Regions from separate parts of the Mus musculus genome. Here region 1 is linked to region 2. A link is a loop called in an ENCODE intact Hi-C map of the cell type or tissue named here. Cell type or tissue: heart. All regions are shown on one strand. Each heading gives the region's core, and the rest is flanking DNA. Links, peaks and the distances in the headings are about the cores only.

Region 1 (5,368 bases), core at 167-5,166, 90 kb after region 2:
CTGCCAACCCCCACGTCTAACAGACAAACTACAACAAAGAATAGAAACATCCAATAGGCTACAGTACAATCAACACTCAACACATACTTGTTGGGTTAATCTCTCTCAAACCCCCTGTGCTGAGCCACATATGGTGGTGCACACCTACAATTCAAGCACTCAGGAGGCTGAGGCAGGAGCATCTCTCCAAGCTGTAGACAGTCTGGTCTTTATAGTGAGATCCTGTCCCCCAAAAGAAAACAAACAAAATTCTATGCCACATTGCCCCAAGACCACAGCAAAGATTCACTGGAAATCTCGTGACCAGATCCGAAGGCTACATTCATGGGAAACATACATTCTGAAGCTGCTTCTGTCTCAATAATCCAGAGAAAACACCACCAAACCAGATGGGCTGGCACACGCTTTTAGTTCCAGCCAGAGGCAGGCAGGATCTTTGAATTCAAAGTTGGCCTGAGTTCCAGGACAGCCACACCTATACAGAGAAACCCTGTCTTGGAAAACAACAACAACCCTAAATAAAACAAACCACCACCTAATTTCTTCTTCTGATTCTACCACACTCCCTGTCCCTAACGTCCATTCTTATTAATATAACCATCTCCTAATTTGTTCTTCACCTTTCTAAATTCAAGATCATTGTTGTCGTCTGCTTTCTTCCTCCTCTCCACTAAGTGCCAGCAGCTATTTTGTTTAAATTAGAGGCTACTATGAATGGACTCCGAGCTCTTCAACCCCAAAAGATAACTTCCCTAAGAAAAACTGAAAACCAACCCAATAAGAACCAGTCTTCCATTGAAAAAGACAATGTGGCTACATCAAAACAACTGCTTAGGGCTCTCGGAGAGGTAGCTCAGCCTGTAACACAGGGTATCCCTTCCAGAGGACCAGAGTTCAATTCCCAGCACCCACATGGCAGCTAACTTCCAGGGCATCTGATACCCTCTTCTGACCTCAGTAGGCACTTCACACACGTGGGTACACAAAAACACATGGAGGCAAGACATCCATTCACATAAAACACGATTTTTAAAAGTTACGGGGTGGGGGGGGGGAGTGAACCCCTGAAGGACTTTATTTCATTTTACCCATCCATGATTCCCAAACCAGACGGGATTCTCAGGTTTGAAATCTCAAGAGCTAGACTCCAACCTTCCTGAGGGAGTGACTAGGTGTGAAGTGTAAGCATACACCCCTAGGGCCTGGCCCAGCAACTGGCATGAGGGAAGTCTAGTAAACACTCAATGAATGAACAAACACGGGCTGTAAGTCAGGTTGCAAAAACAAACAAAATGATCACAGGTATATCAGCATTACAGCTGGGTGCGAGTAGGTACAAAAAGTGTAACAGCTTCGAAGACAAGGACTCTCTGGCGATAAGAGACTAGAGCAACTTCATACCTAGGACCTGATTTCCCACAACTCCCTGCTCCAAAAGTTTTCAAAACCTTGGCTGCAAATGATCATTCCAGTCAACGACAAAACGATACACCTCACATGCTGCCAACAAATGGAACAGAAAAATACCTGAATATCGGTGAGAAAGAAAGGAAGCACAAAGGGTAGGAAAGAAAAGTAAAGACGGAGATGGAAAGAAATGGGAAACCAGAGACTTAAGGGACTAGAGGAAAAAGCAGCGAAGCCCACAGAGCCGTGTGGGTGACAGCAGAGACTAACCTTGATCATATTCAGTCAGACCCTGGACGGTCGGCTGTGCATGCATGCACTGACCCATTTAATCCTCCACTATCCCAAGATAAAAACTTATCATTTTACGGATGACGAAACTGAAGCTAGGAAGTTGACACTTGCTCCAGTAAACGGGTAGGAAGGGGAAGCGCAATGACCTGACCCCGAGTCTGACCCAGGGTCACCCCATTCACTGTCCATTCCGCCTCGGGGGCCACACCGGGAGGCATTCGGTATCCATTTAACCAACCCTTACTCAACTCCTACTGGGCGGCCAAGCCAGCGGCAATGTAAGGGATCCAGCTGAGGATCGGGGGGACAGAACAGAACGCAATGTCAATCTCCAGGCTGAGGAGCCTGGAGCCGGCCGCGAGAGGGATGCAGGGTGGGGCAGGAGGGGAGGAGCGAGGGGAGCCGGGACGCCAGGGCGGCCCGGGGCGGTGTGCGAACGCTGCGACGCCCGGTGCTCTGCACAGACTCCGGCTGACAGATGCGCCGCGTGCGGCGGCTGCCAGGGGGACGGCGACGCGGCTGTGGAGACGCTGAGGGGCTGAGACAGGGGAAGGCGGCTCTGCCAGGGGGAGGAAAGGCGAGGGGCGGCGTCGGGGACGTCGGAGGCGTCCGGCACCCGCCCGCGCGCTCCCGAACTCACCTCCCGCGGCAGCCCCTCAGGACACCTCAGCCCCGCCAACCCGGAGGAGGCGGGATGGACTCCGGGCCGCAGGGGCTGCTGGGAGCCTGTTGCCTAGGCAACGGGTTAGGCCTCAGAGAGTAGCAGTGACTCCGCGGAGGGCTAGAGCGGCAGAGCCACAAGTGTGGGCGGGCCCAAGGACGGAAGTGACGTCACTTCCTCAGTTCGCAGGCGGGTTTTTGGGTCTTCTCAGGAATCTACCTGTGGGCCGCCGCATGGAAGGTGCGTGACAGTGCTGTGTTTCCCTAGTTGTGGGGGCTGCAGGTCGTGGACGTGGTCATGAGGGGTGGGAGGGTGGGTGGGGGAGGTCATGAGTCCGCGCGCGACGTGACATGCAGGGCGCGCCTGGACCTCGTGGGCTGCCGGGAGCCTTGTTCATTACGGTGTGAGTGTCGTCTGAGTGCGGTGATGTGCGTGAAGTGTCAGTGGTGTGACGCTCAGAGCATCCCTGAGCACATTGGAGCCAAGCCTGACGTGCCAGCCCCTCGGAGAACCCTTCCCTAAACTCCGGCATTCAGTAAGACGGGCCGTGGAGCTTGCAGTGTGTAATAAAGGCTGTCTCTGTCGGTTCGTGTCGCATGGGTCAGTGCGTTAGCGTATGGCTTGCTGAGTCCCGTTTTGCTTTGGTAGCTTACAAGAGGTAAGCAGCTAAACTGCTGTGCCTCTCTCTCTACCAGCTGCCCTGCGACTCACATTACTGACATCTCCCCATTTGTCTCTGAGTGTCTAGAAGTCAGAGCTGTGCTTTTGGTTCCTAAGTGGGTCCGGCAAACTTAGTCAGCCGTGATCCTCACCCTTAGGGACCCCTACCGAAGAAGGACGAATGTAATGCAGGAGGTGAGAGCAGTTCCTCCATGGAGCCCGTTTGATTCTCAATCAGCTGTGTGTGCAAGTTATGGGAGGGAACAAGACATAACTCCTACTGTGGTTGAACTCAGTCCTGCGGAGAAAATAGAATTAAGAAATAGAAGAAATTGACTCACTAGGGGATGTGATGACAGCCAACGAATAGGAGATAATATGTCTACTGCAGTGACTCGTAATGCAACCAGGGGTGGAAGTGGGGGCGGCGGCGGCGGGGGTTGGGGGGGGAGAGTCCAGGAAGACTTCTTGATGGAAATAACTGTTCAACTTGCTTCCTGTTGCCATGGTAAAATACCGTCACCAAAAAGCATCTTGGGAAGGAAAGGGTTTATTTGTCTTACCCTTCCAGGTCCCAATCCATCTATGAAGGAACTCGGTAGGAACCCAAGCAGAACCAGAGGCAGGAGCCATGAAGAATAGCTGCTTACTGGCTTGCTTTTTCCTAGGATTTTCTTCTCCGTGTATAATACCTACATTTATGTAAACGTACCATGTGTCAGCTGTATCCACAGGGGCCAGAAGAGGACATGGTATCTTCTGGAATAGGAATCTCAGCTGATTGTAAGCCTCTTTTGGGTGCTAGGTCCGCAGAGCCATCTCCAGCCCCTCAGATCGTTTCTTACACAGCCCAGGACCAATTGCCCAAGGGCTGCGGCACCACAGAGAGTTAGGCCCTTGTACATCATTCACCATGCAGACATCCTCACGAACAGTTGTTACACTGTGGTTCTCTCTTCCCAGGTTGACCAAGTTAACCACAAAAGTAACCAGGACAATGACTTCCCTTTTTGCATTTAACTATTGCAAATATATTTATTGCAACTTACAGATAAGTTAGCAATTATATACAAGTAGAATTTTAGCTATAAATTCTGGTTGCGTTTAAATTTGGAAGTCAGAAGAAGAGAGTCTCAAAATAGTATAGTCTCCTAAAGAAGGTTTTGTTAAATTACAGAAAAATAAAACTGGAAGCTGAAGATTTTTTGGCTCGGTTCTAGAGCATTGGAATTTAGATCTCCACATGACACTGGGCAGCTCTCAAACACCTGTAACTCCAGCTCCAGGCCACCAGTCACCCTTCTGGCCTCAGCAGCCACTCCCACACATTCACACACATAAAAACAGATCTTTAAAAATGAAATCTGCCCCGGAAGCTCTTAGGGAGTAGCACTAATGGGTGTGAGTTTGTTGGAGGACATGTCACAGTGGGTGGGCTTTAAGGTTTCAGATAGTCAAGCCAGACCCAATGTCTCTTTCTGCTGCCTGCTGAACTAATTGTAGAACTCTCAGCTAACTTCTCCAGCACCAGGTCTGCCTGCCATGCTTCCCACCATTAGGATAATCGATTATACCTGTGAACTGTAAGCCAGCCCCAATTAAATGTTGTCCTTTATAAGGGTTGCTATGGTCCTTGGCATCTCTTTACAGCAATAAAACCCTAACAACAAAAAAAATAGGGGGGCAGAGGCAGGTGGATTTCTGAGTTCGAGGCCAGCCTGGTCTACAGAGTGAGTTCCAGAACAGCCAGGGCTACATAGAGAAACCCTATTTCGAAGAACTAACTAACTAAATAAATAATCTGATCATTTAGATGTGAAGATACAATTAAAAGTTATATTTCATGTCTTAAAGGTGGACATTGTACCTGTGTGTGCAAGCCTTTCATGTGTTGCTGCGTTGACACTTTTACCATATGGAATTTAACATATGGAATCCTCCACTAAAAACCCAAAGAATTTTCTTTCCTTAAAGGCTGGCTGCCTGGCTTTCTTTCTTTCAAGTGAGGGGATGTTTAACAATTAAGATTGAAATGAAAAGTGAAAAGAATTCTGTTATTATCCTCTAGTGTCCAATGTCCTCATCACTGCCTCCTCCTTCCTATAGGAGGGTAGAACATATTTACATCATGTATTTATTTTAATTAGCTTACAAAGTAGGTTTCTTTATGGCGTTTTGCTCGGGGCCCTCTTCTGACCCCACCCCCCTTCTCTGTGCCATCTGCACTCAGACGCTCTCATCCCCAGGGACCCCTTCCACTCTCTATCACAGGTGACCAAGTGTTTACCCATTTGGTAGTGAGGGTGGACCATGAGACGAGACCCCGAGCTGCTCCAGGTCACTGCC
Region 2 (5,368 bases), core at 144-5,143:
CCATCTGTGTTGTCTGGAAATCAGTTCAGCTCACAGGTTAGCAGTGGCCGTTTGATCCACTTGCAAACACTTGAGGACACACCAGCAATTTAGTTCGGAAGAATCGGGATGGCAAACATGAATCAGTAGCAGCGGCACAACCTAGCAGACACAGCCAGGCCTCAGCCTCTGCTCAAGTCAGCAGGAGGGACCAGAAGGAATTCTGGAAGAAGCTAGTTCTCTGCTCTGTCTGTCTGTCTGTCTATCAGAGAAGCGAAGATCAGCAAAGACTCGAGACCCATAAGCGTTGCACAGCTAGCTCTATAGGCAAGCCAAGCTCGGCCTCCATCGCTGTCCTTTTTATACTCTCTCCAGGCATCACATGTTCACCATGGGCAAAATATCACTCTGCAAATCAGCCCGAGTCTGTGGAAGCAGCAAGAAACTGCAGCACATCACAAGGTCGTGTGTGTGTGTGTGTGTGTGTGTGTGTGGTTCTCTCTATGGAGTCCTGACAAACGCAGCTCAACTACACAATATAAGGCAGAATTACATGCATTTCGTTAGCTAAGAATCCTTCATCACGTTTCCTTTCTTTCTTTTAATCACATGTCCTTTCATGGGCCTGATTTAGCAGAATATCCTCTCTCCTGTGTCTACTTCAGTGAAACGTTCCTTCACCAGTCTGCCTTAGTCTTTCATCTGTGCCCATTTCAGGAAAACACTCCTTCACGTGTTTGCCCCAGCAAAACACCATCTGACACAATGACTTTCCAAAGACCACTTAAGTTTCCCCTTCAACTAGCTGAAACAACTAGCCCAGTGAGGTTGAACACCGCGTAGATTCTTGGACTTCCCATTCACAGCTGCCCATTGTTGGGTTAGTTGGACTACAGACTAAGTCATTATAATAAATTCCCTTAATATATAGAGACATTGCATAAATTCTGTGATTCTAGAGAACCCTGACTAATACAGGTGAAGAATAACAGGAAGTCTCCATGTGTGCACGTGTGTATGTGCGTGTGTGTACACGTATGCCTGCTTAAGTCTACTCAAAGGAGCCAGGTGAGAGAGACTCCAGCTTAAAGTCCCTTAGCCCCTGCTGGCACAGAGGAGCCAAGAGGGTTGAAGGCTGTATACACATTTGCTCTGAGGTAGGGGAGGGGAGGTTGCTTTGAAGGTGCTAGCTGTCTGCTGGACAGAGGCAGGAGGAAGGGCTTGGATGGAGGCTGCAGGAACCCTTGGCCCTAACTGAGCCTCTAAGGGCATTGTGGAAAAGAAACTGGCCGTGCCTGTGAATGGAGTTTGGAACTATTTCATCAGGGGGATCCTTGCCTCTGGTAAGGTGGGGTGAGAGTCCCAAGGTCCAGGCGTGGCAGCTTTCATCTGTGCATTTGGAATGGACTTGGCACTCCCACACCCCTGATGAAGTCAGGGGCTCCCTCAGGCTCTAGGGTCAGCCATGGGAAGGCTAGAACATGCTCCCAGTTCTGCCTGAGTGAAAAACAGCCCCAAAGTGTACCTTTCTTTGGACAACCGACTCTCTCTCTCTATCTCTCTGTGTGTGTGTGTTTTGAGATAGGGTTTCTCTGTAGTCCTGGCTGTCTTGGAACTTGCTTTCTAGACCAGGTTGGCCTTCAGTTCAGAGATCCACCTGCCTCTGCCTTCTGAGTGCGGGGATTAAAGATATGTGCCAACTCACACTGGACTTAAATAACTATCTACCTCATAGCAGGCATCATAATTCTGCCCCCCCCCCTTTTCTCCTGTGTTAGTGGTAAAGTCAAAGTGAAAGAAAGCGTTTAGCCCAGAAGACGACACAATAGGCACTATAAACAGCTCTTATACACGCATGCATCCATGCCTTTCTTTTGAGATTGGAGCCGAGGCTAGCCATGCCAGGGCGTTGGCAGGGCAGAGCAAGGTTCAATAGTTTAAGGGCTCAGTCCTATTCTAGGCCTTCCCACACGCAGATGGGGTAACAGCTGGATGTTTCCCCAAGGTCAGTGAGGGTCAGAGCAAGGGAAGCCCAGAGCAGGACTCTTGCAGCAGCCGCAAGCGCAAGCCAGGGAGCCTATTCTTGTGTGCAGTCTAGGACCGCACAGATCCAGCTCCAGGAGCCTGCCGGGACTCGCCCCGCCTCCATCACGTCCCGCCCTCCAAGCTCTGCCCGGTGCCCGGCATCTCTCACCACCCCTCCCCACCCCGCCACCTCGGGGCCCTCAAGTTTCTCCGAAGTTTTCCGCGGGTCCCTCTGAGAGTCCCGCCCCCTGGCCCGTGACGCAACAATGGTGCAGCGCGACGACCAATGGGTAGCGGCGGGGGCCGGCGGCGTGAGCCAATGGCGGCGGCGGCCCGTCCCGCGGTCCTGCCCGGCCCCGGCCGCACTGCGCCGCCCGCCGCCCTCCCCTCGGCGGCACCAGCACCGGCATCGGGAGACGGTGTCGCGGCGGCTCAGAGTGCAGCGGGCGCTGCCTCCGCTCCCGGCGTCGTGGGATCTCTGTCTGCTCGCCCGTGCATGGACGGCGCGCGCTCCGGCCCGCCGCAGGGACAGGGTCGCGCGGCTTGGTGAGTCGCCTGCCCCGAGCGCCCCGGTGCGCAGGTGCAGCCCCTGATCCTGGCCACCGGCCCGCAGACACTCGGGCGCGCCCCGGGAGGGGTCAGGGAGGATCTGGCCGGCGGCCCAAGCTCCAGTCACAGAGCCGCGGCCGTGACTCTGCCCAGTGACGTGGGGCGGCCGAACTTTACGTAACCCGCCCGGCACCCCACGCGTGCCCACACAGTGCATCTGGGGCGCAGGGGGCCCAGGTTCCGGGAGGAGCTGCAGTCATGCCAATCCCCTCAGAGGGGCGTCTGCCGCAGCCCACTCTATAGTGCTCACCTCTGTAACCCAGTTAATGGTCATGACACTGTGGACGAGGCCCTCTGGCTGTCCCAGGTCCCTTGTAACCTAGAGCTTACCCTTGCTGGAGGCAGTAGGGCTCTTGGGCAGGGAGACCAAGGGTGAATGGCCAGGGCTCAGGTTTGAGGCTTGGGACCCAAGGTGGAGGTAGGGTTTTTAAACTGGGGTCTGCAGTGTATGGAACGGCCCTCAAACAGAACGCAGGAGACCTAGGCTCTTGTCCTGGCTCAGCCTGACTTGGTGACTGACCTTGGACTAGCTTGTCCCCCGTTGAAAAGTGAGATGGCAGTATCGGCCTCATGTGGATGGACCTCGAGAGGACTGCAGGTGGTGTATGCTCCAATCCCCCCACTGACTTCACCTTTTCCCTCCTCCCAGGAGCTCCTTCCTGATGGGCAGGAAAATTGTTTGTGGATAAAAGAGCCAGAGCCACTTTCCAACTCTGGCTGCGGGCGGGCGCACTGCCAGCCCTGGGCCACCACTTTCTTGTTGATGAGGTTTGGTGTGTTAGAGTGAATACCTGCATCTACAGAACCCAGGGCCGCCTGCAGGAACCAGGTAGGTCTAAGTGAATAATCTCCACGACCCTCCTGGAAAGAAGTTTGAGTAGTCTCTTGGGGTCAGGGTAGAAGTAGAGTTGGGGCTGGATTTGGGGGTGTGAGGGTGATTTGGGCTCAACTTGTGCTGTGAGCCTGAGTCTTCTGCGATGTCCCATGGGTTCCTCTTTATTTGCAGTTGGAAGGACCTGGCTCAGGTGTGAAAGGAGCGCTTTTTGAAGGTTCCAGGGCTGCAGAGGGTTGGCACACGGAAGGCTCCAGCAGATCCAGCCTTCTCTAGCACAGGCAAGAGAGGAAGTGCAGGTGCAGAAATTCAAGAATGGTTCTGGGTCCAGGAGAGAATAGAGCTGGGGGCAGTGACTGGCAGACCCGATTCATTCGACCCTACTTCGTCTCACAGGTTGGTCTGGGGTGGTGTGACCCATGCTTTGAGACTCCCGGAGGCCAGCATGCCGTGGGACACCAGGCCTGGACGCAGCGCCAACGGAGGGCCCGAGGGTCCCGGCGCAGCTCGCTTGCGGGTGCAGAAGCAGTGCCGGAAGTCATCCTTCGCCTTCTACCTGGCAGTGCGAGATCAGCTGCCAGTTTGGCTACTCGAGGACATACGTGCCAGCGAAGCCTTCCACTGTGATGAGCGGGGGCGCGCTGCGGCCTATTCGCCTTCGGAGGCTCTGCTCTATGCGCTTGTGCACGACCACCAAGCCTATGCACACTACCTGCTAGCTACCTTCCCGCGGTGTGCACTCGCCCCACCTAGCGCGGGCTTCCGCTGCTGCACCGCGCCTGGGCCTCACGTGGCGCTGGCGGTGCGCTACAACCGCGTGGGCATCCTGCGGCGCATCCTGCGAACGGTGCAGGACTTCCCAGTGGAAGAGCGCGTGCGCCTCCTCGACCGCCGTGGCTGCAGCCGCGTGGAGGGCGGTGGCACGTCGCTGCATGTGGCCTGTGAGCTCGCACGCCCCGAGTGCCTCTTTCTGCTGCTTGGCCACGGAGCTTCTCCAGGCCTTCGAGATGGCAGTGGCTTTACACCATTGGAGCTGCTGTTGCGCCAGCTGAACCAGGACGCCAGCTCAGCCCCCACTAAGGCTGAGGCAGCTTCTGCCACGGTCAATGCTGCCACCGCCAACACCACTTCGTCTGAGGAGGTGTGTCAGCGCCGCCTGCTGCTGCTTGACCTGCTAGTACTGTACACCCCGGGGGGCGTCGTAGGTCCAGCTCGATGTGAACTGCTAGGAGACCAGCTACGCTGGCAGCGGTTGTTGGGTGAGGACAAGTTCCAGTGGCTGGCAGGGCTGGCGCCACCCTCCCTCTTTGTCCGTGCCATGCAGGTGTTGGTCACCACTATCTCACCTGGCCGCTTCCCGGAGGCCTTAGATGAACTGCCTCTGCCATCGTTTTTGCAGCCCTTGGACCTCACGGGCAAGGGCTAGACTCAGGGGACCCTGACACAGTATATGGGGACAGAAGTATTTTTTTGAGAGCATTGTACTTGGCACTTTACATATATGGATCGTTGACTGTACAGAGGGATCTGCCTGGTCTGTTGCATGTATTTGGGGTAGGGCTGCCAAGTTGCTCAAGTGTGCGAACTCGCTGCTCAGCCAAGGATAAGGGTGAGGACCTAGAGTCCCGGGGAAGGTGACAGCTGAGCCAAGCAGGAGAGGAACAGGAACAGAGGGTGGGGACTCTAATGACCAAGCAAGAGGACAGAATGTGCTGAGGCCAAGGGGACAAGCTTGTGTGGTTTTGAGTGGCCCCCTCCTGTGCTGTCAGCCTCATAAATGGCCCATGGGTTGGACTGATGTGTGTCCAGCAGAGCTGAGCAGGCAGCTCTAGCAGGTGTTGAATGGGAGCCAGACTGTGTGTCTGTGTTCTCATCTCACACTGAATCATTGCTTCTCCACCCCAGCCTGGAGTTGGCCCTTTT

Evidence for each region. A loop is a pair of places that touch in the nucleus more often than their neighbours do. Peaks named below come from ENCODE experiments on the same cell type or tissue, not always from the same donor. Only the 100,000 strongest peaks of a DNase experiment are listed, where the experiment ranks them.
Region 1: it touches region 2 in a loop (1.9-fold over the local background); 2 of 42 quality-filtered maps call a loop at or near these places.

The regions. Positions count from the first base shown.
Region 1 is chr12:110,886,300-110,891,667 of GRCm38, reverse strand. Cinp (cyclin-dependent kinase 2 interacting protein) reads left to right here and starts at 2,523. Exons shown (of 5, transcript NM_026048.4): 1 at 2,523-2,602. The coding sequence starts at 2,596. It overlaps Tecpr2 (tectonin beta-propeller repeat containing 2), which reads right to left and starts at 2,404. Exons shown (of 20, transcript NM_001289510.1): 1 at 2,342-2,404. In heart, for the core only: no CTCF peak of the experiment used is centred there; a DNase peak (open chromatin) is centred at 2,437; H3K4me3 peaks cover 2,587 bases; H3K27ac peaks cover 1,776 bases.
Region 2 is chr12:110,976,022-110,981,389 of GRCm38, reverse strand. Ankrd9 (ankyrin repeat domain 9) reads left to right here and starts at 2,350. Exons shown (of 3, transcript NM_175207.5): 1 at 2,350-2,550; 2 at 3,263-3,442; 3 at 3,842-4,970. The coding sequence starts at 3,891. The coding sequence ends at 4,871. In heart, for the core only: a CTCF peak has its summit at 2,520; DNase peaks (open chromatin) are centred at 2,229, 2,629, 4,189, 5,109 and 2 weaker places; H3K4me3 peaks cover 2,402 bases; H3K27ac peaks cover 2,646 bases; H3K27me3 peaks cover 871 bases.